Linked DNA regions of Homo sapiens: region 1 is linked to region 2. The links are chromatin loops, found by intact Hi-C in ENCODE. Cell type or tissue: OCI-LY7. All regions are shown on one strand. Region 1 overlaps GRIK4 (glutamate ionotropic receptor kainate type subunit 4). Region 2 overlaps GRIK4 (glutamate ionotropic receptor kainate type subunit 4).

Region 1 (2,500 bases), 140 kb before region 2:
TGAGCGACCTACTACATATGCCTGTAAAACACTGCAATTCACAGATTTTCCTGTATTTAAAATAATTTAAATCTCACAATAGGCTGGGCGCAGTGGCTCATGCCTGTAATCCCAGCACTTTGGGAGGCTGAGGTAGGCAGATCACTTGGGGTCAGGAGTTCAAGACCAACCTGGCCAACATGGCGAAACCCCATCTCTCCTAAAAATACAAAAATTAGCCGGGCATGGTGGCACACCCCTGTAATCTCAGCTACTGGGGAGGCTGAGGCATGAGAATCACTTGAACGCGGGAGGCAGAGGTTGCAGTGAGCTGAGATTGTGCAACTGCACTCCAGCCTGGGCAACAGAGCAAGACCCTGTCTCAAAAAAAACAAAAACAAAAAAACACCTCACAACAACCTAACAACCTGCAAGATTTGCAAAATAGAGCCTAGTATTCCTATTTTAAAGATGTAGAAACTGAGGTTTGGATAGGATAGGATGACTTAGTGACTTATCTGAGGTTACCCAGAGAGTGAGTGGTCAAATTCCATCCCAAGTCCCAGTTTCTCCCACAACAGCGCCCTTAGCATAAGGAAGCAAGGTAAGCAGTCAGATGTGTAGTGGCTAAGATACCCTTGGGCTGGCCGTCTCTCTTATCACACACGAGATTTCATTCAGGAACTTGTGGACAAAATGTCCAGAACATGAATGAATCAATATATGAAGCAATGAATGAGTGGATGAATGAATGAATGGGTATCCTGTCTTAATTCTACTCCACACGTGATTCGCACAAAACCTGGGAATCTCATCCAGGCTGAGAGCTTCACAGGACCTCCTGGTTCAAGTTCCTCTCCTTCCTCTGGAAATATCGACATCAGATATCTCAGAGGCCTGGTGACTGATAGGTGCAGCTCACACCACTGCTCATCCATCCTCTGCCAGCAAGGGAAGAGGCAGCCCTGCCCAGTCTACGTACTGGTTTCTGCAGTCTCGTACTCGCTGTCTCTGAGAAGCTCAAAGATGTCCACTTCGACCTTGGCCTTGCCCAGCCTCTCAGGAGCGCGGTTGATGCGGTTCTTGGCCAGGGTGATGGAGAGCCGCTCCCCTCTGCTGCACTCCATGGGGTCGTCCAAGATAGCAGCTGTGGGCAGGCAACCACATGGAGACAATTGGTACTCCACCGCTACTGTTACCCTCCTCCTTCTCCAGCCTCCCCCTGCTGCCACCTTCCTCTTCCAGGCAGCACCCCAAGTTCCTCTCCATCCTGCCATGCTCAGAACCGTCCCCCAGAACAAGTTCTCTCCAAGCTTAAGGGTCTTGGTTTGCAGCCAGGTGTAGAAGTGAATTCTAATGTGGATGCACGCCTCGGGAATCCTGTAATACCAGAGCAGGCCACTAGGGGTCCTGTCTGCACGAAGTCCCCGGGTCCAGGCATCCTGATACTTGGATACCTGTCTCCATGCACACAGGCAAGCAGGCATTGTGCAAAGTGAGGCGGGTAGTGGCTGTCCTTTGAAATAGTATTCTGAACATATGAGAAACTCTCCCTGAGGTGAGAGAGGGTTAAAGGATGCCAGGTCTGTGAGGGAAGGCTGTGGCCTCAAGGAGCAGCTGCCAGACACTGCTGAATGCTGGCTCCCCAGGCTCTGACACCGATGGGCCATGCCACCAAAGTGAGCTACTTAGTTTCTCTGAACCTCTTTTCCTCACTGAACATTAGAAAGAGTAGGACAACCTCACAGGGTTGGTGTGAGGATTCACTAAGATAATGTGTGGAAGTGGCACAGCACACAGATTTAATCAGTGTGACTTATTCAGTGTGGACAACTGCAGTGGTGTAATACCAACAGTTGCCCAACTTCTGGGAGCAGTGTTAAGGATAAATGTTATGGTATCACAGACAACTGGCTTCCAGTCCCAGCTGCAGCCCTCCACAGCTCTGGGACCTCAGTTGCCTCGCTTTTAAGGAAGTGGAGAGAGCCTTGGGCTATTGTGAAGATTACAAGATATGGCATGGGATCAACACAGGATCTTGCACACAGGAGGCACTCAATAAATCTAGCTATAGAGATTCTTAATTCTCTTGATGGAGATGTTACAAAAATGAAGATCACACAAAAACTTGTACACAAATATATATAGCAGCATTATTCATAATTTCCAAAAAGAAACCCAAATGTCCATAGATTGATTGATAGATAAAAAAATGTGGTTTACCCATACAATGGAATATTACTCAACAATAAAAAATAACAGGTACTGATACATGCTACAATAGGAATGAACCTAAAAACATTATGCTAAGTGTGGCTGGACGCATGGCTCATGCCTGTAATCCCAACACTTTGGAAGGCTGAGGCGGGCAGATCACTTGAGGTCAGGAGTTCGAGACCAGCCTGGCCAATATGGTGAAACCCTGTCTCTAATAAAAACACAAAAATTAGCCAGGTGTGGTGGCATGACGTCTGTAATCCCAGCTACTCGGGAGGCTGAGGTAGGAGAATCACTTGAACCC
Region 2 (2,500 bases):
AGCTCCCTGAGATTCAGCATCGTGCCATCTTTGCTCTAAGTCAGCCTCTAACCCTTTCAGGCTCAGGTTTAAGATCTAGATTCCTGCCTTTGCTCCCACCCCCAACCCCACCCCCAGTGTGGGAAGAGGGGCCTCATGTGGTTATCCGTTGGGGTAACCTGCCTGGTATTTGAGTTCCTCTAGGGCTGTCACTTAACTCTACCCTTGGGGCCCTGCTGTTGGATGGGTCGTCTTGTGGCCATCAACCTACCTTTCTGGGTTTGTCACTGCTGTGCCCCACCCACCTGTCCACACTAATCCCCATCCCCCGATGTACACATAGACACCCCTGATCCCCGACACCCCACATCTGTCCTAATTCCATGGGTTCTCTGTTGCTGGGCCATCAGATGACCACACTGCGCCTGCCGGACTGAACTGTGTCCTTGTCCCTGTGGCTGGCTGTGTCCCCAGGAACCAGGATCTAGAGAGCCTCAACCTGCAGTTGACAAGTCTTGTTCAGTCCCAGCAGGGAGGAGGCACCTGACTTCCCAGACCCGCCCCTCCAGGGATGGGATGCTGAGGGCTCAGGTGGAAGCCCGCCTGCCCACACCTAAAGTGGGCGTCCCACAGCAACAAGGCAAGGGAGAGACTCACATGACCCTGCCCTCCCTCTCAGAGCCAGGCCACAGCAAGCAGACCCAATGTCAAGGGCCCTTCCAAGCAGCCAGGCCACGCCAGCAGACTCCTGGCTTCTTCCAAGTTGTGGACATAGCACTCTCTCCAGGAAGCCTTCTTGGACTGATCACAGGAAAGAAGGGACCTCTTCTCCCATCTCCAGCCCTAGATTTGGAGTCCCCATGGCCATCCTCACCCTCCTTTTTCCCCGACAGCTGCCTCTTAACCTGCTAGGCTGAACCTACATTGACTGCACTAGGGAGTTATCAGCATCTTTATTCTAGTGGCCGGGGAGCTCAGCAGGTTGACCAGATCGGAGTGGTCACCTGTCAGCTGCCTCCACCACCACCACCTGCATGTTCACCCCAGCCACACTCAGGGAGGGCACAGTGCACGGGCTGGGCAGCTTCCCCAAGTCCTGTGCAGCACTCTCATGTCCCTTGTGGACACCTGGGATAGTGGGTGGGGGCACTGCCCCAAGCTGGGCCACACTTACCGATCCTCAAGGAGTGCGGGCTGCAGGCGACCATCACGAGCCACGCAGGAAGCAGCACCAAAGGCGCCGAGACGCGGGGCATCTTCTATGAATCCTCATGGAGCCCCCTGCTGGCCTGGGCATGACATAACTCTGCGAGAGAGGGGGTTGGGGGCACGTGAGTCCCAGGCTCCAGCTAGGCAGCTGCCCCACCATCCCAGTGACACCCAGGAGCCGGAGAGGCCCCTTTGTCTTTCCTCCTTACATGCCGGGCTCAAAGAAGGCTCAGGTTCTAACTTCAGCTCTGTGACCGACATGGGGCAGGTTGCTGTAACTGTGGTTGGATGATTCATGGCGTGTCATTAGAAATGAAGAACCTCATCTGCTCGCAGCCAGGCACAGTGGCTCACGCCTGTAATCCCAGCACTTTGGGAAGCCAAAGTGGGTGGATCACTTGAGGCCAGGAGTTTGAGACCAGCCTGGCCAACATGGCAAAACCCCGTCTCTACTAAAAATACAAAAATTAGGTGGGCATGGTGGCGCATGCCTGTAATTCCAGCTACTCGGGACCCTGTGTCACAGACTTGAACACAGGAGGCAGAGGTTGCAGTGAGCCGAGGTTGCGCTATTCGCCATTGCACTCCAGCCTGGACGACAGAGCGAGCCTTTGTCTCAAACAAACAAAACCCTCATCTGCCCTTAAGGAATTGGAGCCATGGGTGAGCAGAAGAGGAAGGGATGGGAGAGTTGGGAGGGTTACTCCATTTCCCCAAACGCAGCACAGGCACTGCACACTGAGGAGAGGTGTGAGAGGAAACTGGGTTCAGGCCAGCTCTTCCACTTGCCAGTTGTGTGGCCTTCACAAGGTCCCCTCTGTGTCTCGGCTCAGTGTCCTCACATGTAAAAGTACTATAACAACCCCTCCTGGTGGAGTTGAACTAAAGAAGAATCAAGGTAACATCGGAGAAGCCACCATGCTCAGGGTCTGGCCTAAATGAGGTGCTACATAAATGTCAGGTCCTCCCTGGCCCAGATGGGAGCGGTCCATTCCTAGCAAATATGGAGAGCAGACACACACCTCCCAGGTTATCAGCTGCTTTCCACATCTGCTCTACTACCGCTGAAAACCAGCCCCACCCCCAACCTCTACCAATCCCTCTCCTCCTTCCTGAGGTGGGTGGGCCTCTGATGTCAAATCCAGAACCTTGCAGGGAGCTGCCTCTCCCCAAGGCAGCACGTGCCTTGGCCCCCACTGAGACCCAGATTCTGCCGACAGCCAGCTCTGCTGGCTTCACTGGGGTGAGGGTGCGGCTGATGAGCACCTGGATATGCTAATCCCAGGTGCCTGGATTGGGAGAGTAGTATTAA

Evidence for each region. A loop is a pair of places that touch in the nucleus more often than their neighbours do. Peaks named below come from ENCODE experiments on the same cell type or tissue, not always from the same donor. Only the 100,000 strongest peaks of a DNase experiment are listed, where the experiment ranks them.
Region 1: it touches region 2 in a loop (9-fold over the local background); 4 of 110 quality-filtered maps call a loop at or near these places.

Annotation. Positions count from the first base shown.
Region 1 is chr11:120,801,319-120,803,818 of GRCh38, reverse strand. It overlaps GRIK4 (glutamate ionotropic receptor kainate type subunit 4), which reads right to left. Exons shown (of 21, transcript NM_014619.5): 4 at 962-1,126. Among named protein-coding and RNA genes, the nearest start is that of TBCEL, 220 kb to the left of the region's middle. In OCI-LY7, CTCF peaks have their summits at 1,187 (motif pointing left) and 1,390; a DNase peak (open chromatin) is centred at 1,398.
Region 2 is chr11:120,659,054-120,661,553 of GRCh38, reverse strand. GRIK4 (glutamate ionotropic receptor kainate type subunit 4) reads right to left here. Exons shown (of 21, transcript NM_014619.5): 3 at 1,154-1,285. The coding sequence starts at 1,235. Among named protein-coding and RNA genes, the nearest start is that of GRIK4, 150 kb to the right of the region's middle. RefSeq lists an enhancer at 797-1,297. In OCI-LY7, CTCF peaks have their summits at 1,058 and 1,263 (motif pointing left); a DNase peak (open chromatin) is centred at 1,243.